2 separate regions of the Homo sapiens genome follow, and region 1 is linked to region 2. A link is a contact called in ENCODE Hi-C data. All regions are on one chromosome and are shown on one strand. Each heading gives the region's core, a stretch centred on a gene start or an enhancer-like site at or near the end of the contact. The rest is flanking DNA. Distances are from core to core; before and after follow the strand shown. Region 1 has its middle 46 kb from the start of LINC01734. Region 2 has its middle 90 kb from the start of DHX35.

Region 1 (7,098 bases), core at 4,348-6,847, 220 kb before region 2:
CTACAAGAAGTCACCTTCTGGGAGAGAGAAGAATGTAGAAGAGGACAGGGTCCCATTAAAGCCCCAGGAACAATTAAGGCAGTGTTCCATGAAACCAACAGAAGACAAAACCTAGGACACCTGCCAAGGAGAAGGGAGGAGCCACTGGCCACCAAGAACAGGTGTGTAAGGGAGACAGCAAGTGCTCTCAGTGGAGAGCGGTGCTCCTGCAGGCCAAAATCTAGAGGTGGTGAAGTCCAAGGTAGCCTATGTTGGGAGGATGGGAATGAGGCCAGCTGGCCTTGGGAGAGTGGTCTGAGAGGGTCCCCAGGGAGAGAGGGAGGAAAGGAGAAGGAAGTAAAAGGCTAACTGTGTGGCACTGACTGGGGCAGGCTGAGGGCAACAGCCTTCTCTTCCTCCTCAGCCATACTCGGTGGTTGGTTTGACTTTTGCATCAAAATCCAGCTGATTTGTCTGTGGCAGGAGGACAGTGCTCTAGAGGAACCCGCACATTTAGGGGCTGTCAATCATTTGCTTTATTTTCTCCTGTGGTGGCTCAGGGTGGGACATCTCCTCCAGCCCATGGCATGCTGTCTTCATGACTTGACTCTGATTATCCTCTTTCTCCCCAGGCTTTGGCCTTCACCACCTGTTTTATGTAAGTGACTGCTGAGGCCTGAGGCCTGGCAAGGGTCCACACAGTAGGGGGACTCACCATGGTTGCTAGCTCAGCATTCCAGGAGCCACCCCCCACCGTCAGAGGACAGGTATGGTCGGCTCTTCCCCTGTCAAATGCACCCAGGCCTATCATACACTTTGCCTGGGCCTTGCATATGTGGGTGAAGGGTAAATGAGATGAAAACCCAGCCTACGCACCCCTCACCGGCAGCGCTGCATCCTCGCAGAAGAAAAGGCACCTTTGTCTAATCGGTCGAAGGTGCCAGGCGGACTCACTGCAGCCCTGGCTCCTCCCCTTCCCAAGCCCGAGCAGGAAGAAAGAATTTGTCAGGGCACCCCACTCCCCAGAGGTTCCCCAGCTGGGTCCTCCTCTCTTCCCTCTGTGCTCCCACAGGCTTAGCTGGTCCTTGTCAGAGGACAGCTGCGTTTTGGTCTCTTGGAGCAATGCTTCTCCCACCTTAGCGTGCCTCAGAGTGATATGGGGAACTTGCGAAAACACACATTCCTGGGGCCCAACCCCAGAATGTCTGATTCAATGGGCCTTAGGGTAGGCCCATTTGCTTTTTTTAACATGTTCCCAGATGATACCGATGGTGCTGGTCCAGGGATCCCAGGTAGAGAACGCTATCTTAGTTACACTCCCTGGCACAGCGAGAGGTTGAATCCTCCTCAGGCGCAGCCTCAGGGCTCTGCGCAGACTCAGTGTTCAATCAACACATATCGATTTTACCAAATGGAAGCAGTGAAGGGTGGATTGTTGATTGACTCTGGGATCCCATGAACAACTGGCTCCTTTACGTCCAGGCCTATTAAGTTAATAGGAAACTCAAGGGCGCAGGCAGCGTAGATGTGGAGGGGAGGCAAGGCTTGACATCTACAGCACTGAACTCCAGAGAATCTCCTTTCAAACTGCCAGAAATCATAAACATGATAATAGCAGCAACCACTTATTAATCCCCTGCCCTGTGCCAGGCCCTGTGCTGAGCTCTTCTTTGTGCAACCAACACAACAGGGCTACCAAGTCGGGACTGTGTGAATCCCTATTTTACACATAAAGACTCCAACAGACAAGCAGATCTCAACCCAATGCCTCATGAAGCACCAGGCATCAGGCCATATTCATTTGTCTTCAGAGCCTGCAAGCTTCATCATCACACTGAGCACACTGAGCCCTCTCCAGAGAGACAGAGAAACTTGGAGGTCGGAAGTAGCTACGCTTTAGAGAATGGCAGTATCTGCCTAGGAAGAGAATTGAGTCAGTGGAATAAACAGTCTGATTCCTAAACTGTGGTGTAGCACTGACCAGGTGCATGAACTTGGGCCTCCTTCAGCACCTTTGCCCTCTGAACTGTGAAATGGGAATAATAATTCCTAACTGTTGGGATGTTGTTGGATTAAATGAGAACATAAACCGAAATGCCTGATACAGTACCTGACCCTTAGGAGTGGTCCAATAAGGACCCCCTTAAAGCAGGCTCCTTTCTCTTCCTGTAAATATTTTGGAGTGACAACTCAGAGCCAAATTTAGCAATTTTTCCTGACAACCTTGGGGCTGGGGAGGAGGAGAGGATGGAGAGGCAGATACGGCAACCTACCATGCTGCAGGGCAAACAAGTTGCTGCAGTCCAAACAAGTCCTAGATCAGCAGAAGCAGGCAAGAACCTGGCTTTATAAGAACTCACAGGCCCCACAATCACATGCCAAATCCACTCAGAGGACCCAGTGTCAGGAACCGTGTCAGTGGAAAGGGGTGGGGTGGCTGTCCCTGAAATCCCTATTCAGGGAGTGGCCATGTCTCCTTTGCACACCCAAGGACAGAAGCTGTACCTAGAAGAGGCCACACTAAGCTCAGCAACTCAATTTGCTAAGGACCTCACCCTCCAGAATCCTGTAGCCTGGGTCTCCTTAGACCACCCAGAGGAAAAGGACTTGGGAGGCCCCATGTAGCCTAACAGGCAAGCCAACACAGTAGAGGCTGGTGGGAGACGCTGCTAGGTCTAGAATCACAGTCTAGCACTCACTAGCAATAACCTTCACTTCTGTGAAGGAACAGCAAAAATGGTACCTAACTTCAAGATTGCTGTAGGATGCACATTGAGCCTTTAGCAGAAGTGCTTATCACAGAGCAAGCTCTTATAAAATTAGCTCCTATTATCCTTGTTATCCTTGTTGTTATTGTTGTGTCCACACCTGTGAGGACATAGATAAGATTAAAAAATAACTGAGTCTTAGTTTTCTCACTTATACAATGAATATGTTAATAGAACATATCCCCATAACATTGTCACAACATTTAAATAATGTATGTCAAGCACCTAGCACACAGTAAGCACTCAATAAATGTTAAACATGATTTCTAGCTGGAGGCACAGATGACACCACAGTTAGGATGATCAGCTGTTCTGATTTGCCAGGGACTTTCCAGTTTTAGCCCTGAAAAGTTCCATGTCCTGGAAACCCCTCAGTCCCAGGCAAACCAGAACAGTTGGTCACCCTGCAACAGCCCAGCTGGCTGGGGCCTTCCCTGCTCCCCCAGGCAGTGCAGGGAACATTTCTGGCCCACATCAACTTGCCCCTGGAAGCTAAGCCAGGCACTGGGCTGCCCTCAGGGTATACGTGGCCCCAGGATTCCAGAGCCAGTGTTCTCAGGACGAAGTGTTCCAGCAAGGCTCAGAGAAGCTCAGAGACAGAATCCACGCCCACATCCAGGATCCTGGAATGAGAGCTCCTCGACAGGACGCAGACAGGCAGAGCCCAGGGAAAATGGAAATTGTCTCTGAGGGTCCTGCTGGACTCAGAGAAGGGAGAGAACCGTGTTCCCCCACGATGAATAATGCAGGGAGAGGAAGCAAGGGGCAGAGTAGTTGCCATTGGGCCCCCAGTTCCTCACCAGCCAGGCTGCTGCTGAGCAGGAAGCCTCCCGGCTGAGCCTGGGAAGCAGTTATCACTGGTGGGTGATTAAGTTACTAATCCTTCAGAGAGAAGACATTTAGAGGCCCATATTAAAGCAGTGCGAAGCAAAATCACATTCCGTTTCAATTTAGTTTAGCAATTCCCATGATTTAGTTAAATGAAAAGCAATTGTTCCAATTAATAGTATTGAATGTTATTCATCAAAAGTGTCAAAACAGCTCTGTGGCTGCATTAGTAACCCATTCTCTTGTCAGAGATATGGATAATTCCCCAGGACAGAATGGGGAAATGGTAGGGTTCGGGGGTTTTGGTGAAAGGTCAAAGTCAGAGGGAGTATTTACATGCACATGTGTAGGCTCATGTACATGCAACCTGTGTGCATGGATAGGTGCATATGTGAGCACATGTATCTTATATGCATACAGATCCAAACTGTACCCAAGTGTATATATTTGTATGAAGTTAAAGTGCATATGCCAATGTGCCTGAGTAGCTGTGCACAGGTGTGTGTGTGTGTGTGTGCACCTGTGTGTTCCTGGTGCACATATACAAGTATGTATATGTGCACATGTATGTATATGTGCAAATATGTGTAAGTGCCTTGTGTGCCTATACGTACATGTGTGCATATGTGAATTTATGTCCATGCACATGCACGTATTTAGATAGTTATACATTCGGGTATGGTGGTATGTGTACACAAATTATCCTGAAGACATGTTGCTATCCAAGGGGATGCAATGTGAGCATACACAGGTATGCATATTTTGGGGTGCCTTCATACATATTGTAAATATATCTGTATGTATCAGGGCAAGAGGTGTAGGGAGTTTGCTGCCTCGATGGATTAAGAGCTGAGCCATCAATTTCCATCCTTATGTCATAGTGAGTGATTTGGCTTGTCACTGGGACATTGCCATTCAAATTTAGCTCTTATGATCCAGAAACTTTTTCTGTCATGTGAACTGCTGCATTCTCAGGACCCAAAAGAGAGCCTGGCACAGAGGAAGTTTCAATGACATATACTGATAGAATAGATTAATGGATGGATGGAAAATAGATGGATTGATAAATGGATGAATGGGGAAGGATGGGCAGATGGATGGAAAAGGATGGAGGGATACATGGCAGGGTAGATAAATGAGTAGCTGGGTAGGTGGGTGGCTGGGTGGGTGAGTTGATGGAAGGATGGATGGATGAGGGGCTAGATGGATGGAGGGGATGGATGGATGGGAGAATGGCTGAATAGAATAAATGGTTTGCCATAGGTCACTGGGTCTATCAGGCCTCCCAGTAGTGGGTGCATCCCAGTCTTTTTCCCTCAGGGTAAATCCTAAGCTTCTCTGGCTTTCAGACAGCTCAGCTGAACCTCAGACAGCTTCATCCGGGGCAGGCAGCAGGCTCAGAGGGCTCACAAGCTGCCAGAATCAACCAAGGCAAAATACTGCAGAGTCAAGAGCAGGAAGGGCAGGGACTGCTTTGGAGTAGCTGACAAATCTCAGCTTTGCTAGGCTAACAGGAAGCTGGCCTGGCCAGGCAGGCCCAGGAGGATACAAACCAAAAAGGCCCCTTCAGGGGCTTGTATACCCCAAGCCAGGGTTCCTGCATCTGGCTTTTGTGCTGGGGCTGCAGCTGCCAGCTCCTGACCCTATCCCCAGGCCTGTCCTTCTCTGTCACTGTTCTTCCTGCTCCTTGCATCTTCCACAGCAGGGGGAAGCCACGTGCCCATCCCCATCCAGACGCAGATGCGGCTCATCACAGTTCCATCACCCCAGACTAGGATGATACAGGGAATCTACGGATAGCTTCCCATCACTGCTGTCCTTGCTTCCCAGACTCCCCTGGGTGTTGGTTCTCTCTGGAGCTGACCAGACCCTGGAGGGGGCCCCAAGACCCCAAGCGGGTCAGTTTTTGTGGCTGTCAGTCCTCCCACCATCCTTTTGAGCATTGACAGGGTTTTGCCTGGCCCACCTGCTGTCGGGGCCTGCCCCCTAGTGGCTGACTCTGCCCCATACACTGCCCTACCCCAGGGCACCAGCTCTGAGCCTGGTGGCCCCCTCAGCCAGCCTCAGCCAAGAAAGGAGCGCTGAGTCTTTGCAAAAGCTCCACCATGGCCCCATTTCTCCCTTTTCAGCCATGGACACGGTGGGGCCAGATCTCTCCACACGCACACAGTACTGGCTTCCCTGAGTCTGCATTGCCCCCAGTCTGTCTGCAAGTGTCCATCCATCCGGATGGTGATTAAGCACGAACAGGAAGAGTTAGGATGTGATCCCTGAACCCAGGAGGCTCATAAAGACAATAGCTGGGACAATAGCAAGAGGCACTGGGCGTCCTGTCTATTTTGGGGAGGCCCCAAGCATGGCTGGCCAAAACCAAGGGCATCCTGAGGCTCATTAATCTGTGTGGGAGTTATGAAGACAGGATAGAGGGTCCAGGAGGCCTTCCGCCAGTCGTTTCCTCCCAGCCCACCGGCTCTGCTCCATACTCCACACGCGGAGCCCCTGGCCCCAGCCTCCAGAGACCCAGCCTTGCCAGCTCTCTGCGGTAGACCCAGCTCCCTTCCTCTCCTTTCAAAGACTTGTACTGAGAGATTAGAGGCCCTGGCCTTTCTGGGATCCACTCTTTGTTTTCTCCCTGAGGGAGGCAAAGGAAGAAGTAAAACACTATCAGCCTCATCCAGGCTGAGGCAATGGAGAAACTGCCTTGAAATATCCTTCTGGTGCTCTGTTCCCACGGCCTGGCCTCCTTGGAGCCCAGGAGTAGCAAAAGGTTAATTGCTAGGGTGTTGGGCCCAAGCAGTCGGCTGGAGGAGCCAGAAAGCCAACTGTTAAATATGCAGTTGTTACATATGCCTCTCTCCTTTCCCTTCTCCCTCTATCCTTCTCTCCCAATCACTAAACGGTTGCTAGCTTGAAATCAGACATGATGTAAGCAAATGCCTCTCTCTCTTCCCTTCTCCCTCTATCCTTCTCTCCCAATTGCTAAACAGTTGCTAGCTTGAAATCAGACATAGTGTAAGTATTTACACCACAGAAACTGGCAAACACTGTAAAACAAACCAGTACCATCAAGGCAGTCGTGAAGCCCCACTTTCCTGGTCCCAGGATGAAAGTCAGACACCCAATTGACTTGGTTGGAAACCATCACTTGTGACAGTTTTAGGGCCACAGAGGCTGGAGTACACACCAGCATATTGTTCCCAGCACCCTAACCTTATTCCACCTGCCCTTGCAGTCTCTGACCCTGGATGGTACTAGGACATGAGATCAGTCTGAAGAGTCAGGAGACCTGGATTCTACCGCAGATGCTGCCCCTGTCACTTTACCTCACTGATTCTTTATTTTTCAACAGGAAAATGGAGCAGTAATAACCCACTGTAGGACTCAAACTTCATTGGGTTGTTGTGAGAATTGAATAGACTATTGCACGTGAAGCACTTAGCACATTGAGAGTATTGTGGGACCTGGTTGATAGTAACTATTCGATAAAAGTCAGCTGTTGTCACCATTATTGTTATTAACATTA
Region 2 (7,843 bases), core at 4,850-7,349:
CCAACTCATATATCAATGCTCCAAGCTCTCGAATAATCTCTTGTCTCACCTTAGGCTTCACATTCTTCTTAGCAAGGCCCTTCCCAGTTCAGACTCCCTGTATCGTCCCCACTCCACTGCCTCTGCCCTTTCAAGACCCTTGGCCCCTTCCTGGGCTATATCTGCTGTAGTGTCCTGGTTACAGTGCTACTGATTGAAGAAACAGAGGCCCAGACAAGCTCATACTCACAAACAGAGGCTGGTCCAAGACCAGCAAACAAAGCACAGATGGCCTCATGGCCCAATGCAACTGCCTTCACCCCTGCACCTACACCAATGCTTCCCAACGTTCTTCACATTATGGCACACAGAGAATGTGATAAAATCCGTAAGATTCACTGGGTACACAAATGAAGCTGCTCTGGTCCAAAGGTCCCAGCCTGGGGGCTCCACCAGGGCCAGACCTCCCCAGCCTCTTACCAAAGGCAGAGGGGATCTGTACCCCAGCATCTTTGGAGCCCATCTGCCATCCACCTTCAGGGCAAACACAGTGACCTGAGTGTCTGTGTCACCCAGTCCTCCAGAAGAGGAACTCAATTGGTCCTTTGCCAGCCTTGGACCTGAGAGTTCCCCTCCCAGAGAGATTTCCCCAAAATTGACTGAGAGCCAGTGCAACAGAAAGAGTTAAGGAGTCTACTTAAGATGTGAAATTAGCATGTCTACCAGTACCTATAGTTTCTGAGTTTTTTTGTTTTTTGTTGAGACAGGGTCTCGCTCTGTCATCCAGGCTGGAGCACAGCAACACGATCATAGCTCACTGCAGCTTCAAACTTCTGAGCTCAAGTGATCCTCCCGCCTCAATTCCCAAAGTGCGGGGATGACAGGCATGAGCCACCGTGCCTGGCCAGTCGCTGGGATTATCATTGCTGATATTCCTTAAGGAAGAAGGCGAGGGAAGTAAATGGGGGAGACACCGAAGATAATGTGCTGGATGCAGAATTCAGACATTGAAGAGGACAAGAGAAGACGTTTCTTCTTGGTCACTCTCATAACAGTTTCACTGGTCCTTAGGGTGGAGGGGTAGGGAATTACTACCAGAACAAGGAAGCTTATGGCTTTTTGTTTTCATAGTATACACCACGCTTAGGATACAGTCATTATGTTGAGCACCCACTAAGCCTTGGGCACTCTGCATGCATCATCCCCTCCCCCATATCAACCTCTCCTAGACCCAATACAGTTCACTGAGGGTGCAACCCTAAGCAAGGCAGGCCAGCCCTGCCCTCCGAGAGCTTCGCCTCTCAGGGAGCAGACCAAAAGGTGCAAATAAGCACATTGATAAGGCTGATATGGATTAAATGGCTTTATCATGTATTGTTATCTATATTGTACACTATATATTATTTATTTACATATAGTTAGCATCCATGTAGCTAAAAATAATAACATAATAAAGCAGAGCAAGAGTATTGAGAATGCAAGGGGTATTATTTTAGGTAAGATAGCAGGAAAGACCCCTCTGAGGAAAGGATATTTGAACAGAGATCTAAAGGATTGAAAGTGGGAGCCAAAGAGAGAGCTACAGGGAGAGCATGCCAGGTGGAGGGAACAGCAAATACAAAGGATCAGATTAGAATGTGCAGAAGAATTACTCAAGACATTTTTTTAAATGCAGATCCCTTGGCCCCTAGACTCAGAGATTCTGGTTCAGTAGATCTGGGAGGCACCCAGGAATTTCCATTTTTATATATCTCCAGTGATTCCAATGCAGGTGTTTCAATGACCACATTTTAAGAAAATATAGTTTTATATTTCTCCCATGGTTTCGATCCTTGATCATTCTCAATGACTTTGTTCTGTGCTTTTATAAAACCAAAAAGGCTTTGGGGGTTTAAGGTCTACACACCATAAAGTCAGAGCCTGGTATATCCTCCCAGCCCCTTCCAATGCATCCATGCACCCTTCAGCAATCAAGAGAGCAGATGATTCCCAGCCAGGGGATCTTGGGGGAGGGATCTTGGGGCTAGATGGGCTGTAACTGCTGGTGGGTGAAGGGTCTGAATGGTGTGCAAGCCAAATGCACTGCCCCTCTCCTCAGGGCTCTACTCACCTATCTTGGGGCAAGATACAGGGATGGCAAATGTTCCTCCATTGGTCTACCTGTCTGACCCCCCAGATTCCCCACTATACTCTGGAATAATGGCCAAGGCAGCCTGGGCTCTGGAGTCAGAGGGCTGGGTTCAAATCCCAGTTCCACCTCCTATAAGCCACCTGACTTAAGCAAGTGATTAAGCCTCTGAGCTCCAATGAATTCATCCAAAAAATGGAAATAAAAGTAGTATCCATACCTTCGAGTTAGTATATGACACATGGAAAAGCTCTTAATAAAACCTCTCATCTGCAAAAGCATTCCAATAAAATTTCATTCTCAATGTGAGTGATGTAATTATTAAATCAAAATAAATTCTGTGTATGCACAAGCCCAGTCTAATACGGTAGCACATTTAACAAAACACAGTCCAACAATCAGAAAGTGATCGGGAAAGGTTCTACTCTTTACTTGGATTCCTGAAAGAATGTCAAAGGATGTCATTACCCAACACAGTTCTTAAAATTCTATTTGCAGCCGGGCACGATGGCTCATGCCTGTAATTCCAGCACTTTGGGAGGCCGAGGTGGGTAGATCATCTGAGGAAAGGAGTTCGAGACCAGCCTGAGCAATATGGTGAAACCCTGTCTCTACTAAAAATATAAAAATTAGCCGGGCGTGGCTGCATGAGACTGTAGTCCCAGCCACCCTGGAGGCTGAGACAGGAAAACTGCTTGAACCCAGGAGGTGGAGGTTGCAGTGAGCTGAGATCACGCCACTGCACTCCAGCCTGGGGAACAGAATGAGACTCTGTCTTAAAAAAAATAAATCAATAAAAATAAAAATTATATTTGCATATCCTTTATTCTTTAATTTGCTCCCCCAACAGCTACCCAGCCACCCCCGAATCCTGCCATTTTCTCTCCCTCAACTCCCAGTCCAAACGATGTTTAGCCCTTACCATGCCGGCCCTTCACTTTTCCTCCCCCTCTTTCTTCCTGTTCACACCTGCCTCTCTCTGTTGTACAGCTTAGCCTTTTAGATACAGTTTTCCAGTCCCTACTTTTCCGTCCATCTCCCCACCCCATAATAATCATGACTGTCATTACAAATGTGGCACCTTTGGGACTACAGGCAGAGAAAGTGGTGATATCAGTGAAACAATGGAGAAAGAGTTTAACCCCCAAGCACACATGCTCACCCCTCAAAGGCAGATTCTGTGTGCTACGGCACATGCACGTATACGCACACATGCAAGGCACATTTGTGCCCACATATGTGCCATAGCATATGCATGTGTAAATGCCATGTGATGCGGTGCACGCATGTCTATGCACACATGCAAGGCATATTTGTACACATGTGCTGTAGCACATGCATATGTGTGCACACATACCATAAGCAAATGTAGGTTGTAGCATGTGCACGGGCGTGCAAAGACATGTGCAGGCACATTTGAATGTGTGCGACATAGTGTGCACATATGTGTCTGCACATGCCCTGTACAAATGGCATGTGCTGTAGTGCAAGCACACATGCCATACAAGCACCAGGGTTCTGTGGTCCAGACCTGGGGCAAACCATGAGTCCCAGGCCAAACGGCAGCCGAGCCAGGCCTCCCCACAGTCTGTCCTCCCTCCCACTTGCCTCAAGAAACAAAGACAGTTTATCAAGAACTCCCCAGTAAGCGGTTTTTTTAAGACCTTCAGCAGCAGCCGCCGGGCTGAGCTGAATGTCTCACTTTATTAGTGAGTTTGGCCTTGGGTGTCTGGCTGTTTGATCAATCCTGCCGGGGGTCAGTGATATTTCCTCCCAGCCCCCCCGCCCCTGCCCCTGCCCCTCTGCCGCACCTGATGAACAGCTTGCCCCTGGACCGCTGATCACCTATTGATTTTCCAGCCCGAGGCTACATCCGCCGCCAGCTGCCATCTCCAGCCCTGTCACCAGGACCACTTGGTGACTAACTGATCCCCCGGTCCCCTCCCACCCCCACCCCTCACTGCACACCCAGCTCCCCCACTCATGGCCCAACCTGCCCTTCCGGCTTTTTCTGTGCCCAGTTCCTACCCTCTCTTTCAGGGCTCAGTGCTGGGACCCTGGACACCAAAATCAAGTGACTCCCCAGCTAGCTTTGATGCCTGGCTGCATGACCTTGGACAAGTCACTTTAATCTCCTTGTGCCTCAGTTTCCTCATATGTAAAAATGGGGCAATATTGGAAGCTACCCATCATGTATATCAGGCAGCAGTTTCCACAGTGTATTATGGGCACCTCTGGGGTCTCTGAGACCCTTTCAGATGGTCCATAAAATTCAGAATAATGTTGACAATAATACAAACATGTTATTTGTGGGGGTTTTTTGCTCTCAGTGAAAGCTTTTTAAAACTCCCAGTGGAATATTACAGGGGCTACATGACATGTGGTATCTCAAAAACTTGCAGATGCAGATATAAAAATCAAACTGTCTTCTATTAAGGCTGACATTATAGAGATCTGCAAAAATATAAAACAAAGCCACACTTCCTTCTCTTTAAATTTTGTGTGTTGTGAAATATAGTTATTTGTCATAGGAATATATTATTTATGCTCACATGTAGTGTTTATTATTGCTATTTTAAATAAATTATAAATAAATATTATTAAAATTTGTTTTGACTCCTAAAATGGTAATTAGTGATAGATACAACCCACATGAACAAGAGCTTTGAGGGCCTTGATCATTCTTAGGGTGTAAAGGGTTCCTGAAGCCAAAAAGTTTGAGAACTGCTGGTACAAGATGCTAGCACTGTGTCTGGCTCACTGTAAGCACTCAGTAAATTATTATTGCTATGATTTGGAGTTGCTATCATTGGGAGTTAGAGTGATTTCTCCAGTCAAGCTGGGGAGGGGATTTGGGGGTGCAGATTTGGGGAGGTTGCCCCTGATTAGGGACATAAGTGGCACAAAGGTGAGATCCCCCCTGCCGGCTCCTAGCAGCCCCCTCACCTGGCACTCACTGCCAGCTTGGAGTGTCCAAAGCCATGGCCAAGGGAAAGGAGCACGTGGCTGATCTTGGCCCTAGCAGCTGGGATTGGCTGCACCTCGAGATAAACCTCCCTCAAAATTGCTCAGAGGGAGGCAGTTGGTGCAAAGAAGGAAGAGGCTGGAGAAAGAGATGTAACAATAGCTACTCCTCGATTAGCCTTACCATGTGTCAGGCATCATTGTAAGCACTTAAAGTTAAGTCATTTGAGCCCTGCGACAATCTTAGACAGTTGTTTAAAAATGTACATGGGATGATTTTGTTGTAATCAGGTATGGGAAGATGACAGACACAGAGTCAACTGCCTGAAAGGAAGATTGTATTACTTACAGTTCCCAAGAGGAGGGCACAACATTCAGGGCCACCTGAACAAAATGAACAAAAATGCAGAAATGGGGTGACCTGGGACAGTCTGGGCATCCCAATGGCCCCTCAGATTTACCATGGCCCATCTGCTTCTCCTGGCAGGCCCTTGGGTCTGCAAGAGCCCTGATGGTGGAGAGAGGGCTGCGCGGGTGGCCCCCTCCTGAGGGCTGGCTTTTGACCCCTCTCCCGCACCCACCCCAACTCCACTCTGAAGGACCCTGGCAGGCCAGGTCAATAATTAGAACTCCATAAAGGTTTGCTGGTGTTGATTTTTGTCGTTGCTTTTTGAACTGGGCCTGTAAAATGGAGAGGTTCATACCTTCCTTGGTGAAGTGGTCAAGATTTAAAGACTTGGTGAGTACAGTATAGCTTCTTGCAACGTGGACAGAGAAGGGGACACCGTCACGAGAGGTGCGGGGGCTGTTTTCACTCCGATGCGCTCAGACCGGGACTGAGCTGCTGTGGACGTGCCCGGTGGGCAGGCGGTGAGCTCGCACCGGGCAAGACACGGGTCTGACCCCTCCCCGCACTCACCCCCTCCCTGGGCGCTCGCAGGACCCGAAGCAGCGCAAGGGCGTCCTGGCTGCCCAAACGCGGGGCTCCAGCGCCGCCTGCCGGCCGCCGTGTGCAACGCCGACCCGGAAGTCTCGCCGTCTCTGCCTGCGCTGGGGACGCGCGGGACACCCGGTTCCGGGAATCCCGGTGGGGGTCCGACCTTGCTTTGGGCGCAGGGAACGCGGCTCTGCAGGACGGGCTGCCGCCGAGGGCATCGGCAAGCTTCGGGGTGTGGACCGTGCCTGCGCCCGCTGCATCCGTTTTGGGCAAGGCTGTGGCTTTTTGAGCCTCAGTCACTCTTTGCGGAGGACGAACAGGGTGGGAATTCGACTTCTCCCACCGCAGCGTCCCTGCAATCTCGTTCTCGACGACGTCCCAGCCTCCCTTCTAGTCCAGTCCCACCCCCAACATTCCTCCTACCCTACTCGCTGGGCACTTCCCGCAATTCCAAATCCCGGCGTGTGGCTCATCCACGTGAAAACCCTTCAGAGCTCCTGGTTGTCGCATAAAACGTTGCTTTCATATTAAAACGAACATGGATTCTGGGAGGCAGAGGCTGGACGATCCCTTGGGCCCAGGAGTTGAAGGTTACAGTGAGCCATGATCCCCACTGCACTCCAGCCTGGGCAACAGATCGAGATTCTATGTCAGAAAAATAAAAAATACATAAAAAGTAAATAAAACTAACATGGATCAGACAGAATGAAATTGAGAGAATGTGGAGCTGCCCAGCTCAGAGCCACCAAGCCCCTAGGAGTCACAGGGGAAGGAGACTCCCAGAGCTCCTGCAAGCCAGCCAAGAGGGGGCCCATTCTCCCAGGGAAACAGCATTGTCAAGGTGGGCTCCATCTCCAAACCAAGCTCCAGAAGCCAGGTCAGGAATTGGGACAGGGCACAGGAGGGACAGCTTGTCTGTACTCCTGCATGTCTGGGCCTCAGCTGACAGTGACCCAGAAGGCTGGGCCCTGGAAGAGCTGGGCCAGAGGACCCACTTCTCAGATGGCATCATGAACCACAGCCCATGAGTAGCCTCTCCAGCATCCTGGTTATCAGGTAGCTGGCTTGCTCGGGTGGCAGTGTCCCAGCAAGCCAGGCAGGAGCTGCATGGCCTTTCGTGACCCAGCCTCAGAAGTCACACCACATCACTTCACACAACCCTGGGTCAAAACCACTACCAACTTGGCCAGATTCATGAGAGGGACATAGACCCCACCTCTGCATGGGAGGCATGTCAAAGAATCTGTGGGGGGAAAAAAAAAGGCACGGCACCAGTCCATCTATTTTTATTTTTTTTTTTTTTAGACAAGGTCTCGCTGTGTTGACCAGGCTGACATGCAGTGGTACAACTGATCACAGCTCACTGCAGCCTCAAACTCCTGGGCTCAAGTGACTTTTCCGCCTCAACCTCATGAGTAGCTAGGGCTGGAGGCACACATACCACACTCGGCTAATTTTTTAAATTGTTATTTTTTTGTATAGACAGGGCCTATGTTGCCCAGGCTGGTCTCAAACTCCTGGCCTCAAGCCATCCTCTAGCCTCAGCCTTCCAAAGTGCTAGGATTATAGGCATGAGCCACCATGCCCAGCTCCATCTAGAAACTATGGTTTTGTGGCCTAGGGAAGGTGTCACCTGGATAAGGTATCACCTATGTTTCACCTCCAAACTCAGGTGCTCCCTCCAGAAATGGCACTGGTCTCTCCATCCCCACTGGATGAAAGATGGCCAAGAGAGACCTCCCTGAACCAGTTGCAACAGCTCAGGGCCATGACAGGATGAGGCCATGGAAAGGGGACACTGCAGGAGATGGCCGAAAAAGCAACATGATTTGCCT

Evidence for each region. Hi-C counts contacts between places; a loop is a spot of excess contacts on that map. Pooled maps may share reads with other maps.
Region 1: a loop to region 2 is called in a map of endothelial cell of umbilical vein, with 17 times the contacts of the local background. The contact joins two enhancer-like sites. A Hi-C loop is called at or near these places in 2 of 168 maps with a recorded cell type or tissue (endothelial cell of umbilical vein and mammary epithelial cell), 10 of 37 single-sample maps with no recorded cell type and 11 of 50 pooled maps.

Annotation. Positions count from the first base shown.
Region 1 is chr20:39,267,595-39,274,692 of GRCh38, reverse strand. No RefSeq gene overlaps it. Among named protein-coding and RNA genes, the nearest start is that of LINC01734, 46 kb to the right of the region's middle. RefSeq lists an enhancer at 4,813-5,313. Within about 2 kb of position 5,597, at least 5 of the 41 ENCODE cell types and tissues checked have a DNase peak (open chromatin) inside an H3K27ac peak, as active enhancers do.
Region 2 is chr20:39,048,472-39,056,314 of GRCh38, reverse strand. No RefSeq gene overlaps it. Among named protein-coding and RNA genes, the nearest start is that of DHX35, 90 kb to the right of the region's middle. Within about 2 kb of position 6,099, at least 16 of the 41 ENCODE cell types and tissues checked have a DNase peak (open chromatin) inside an H3K27ac peak, as active enhancers do.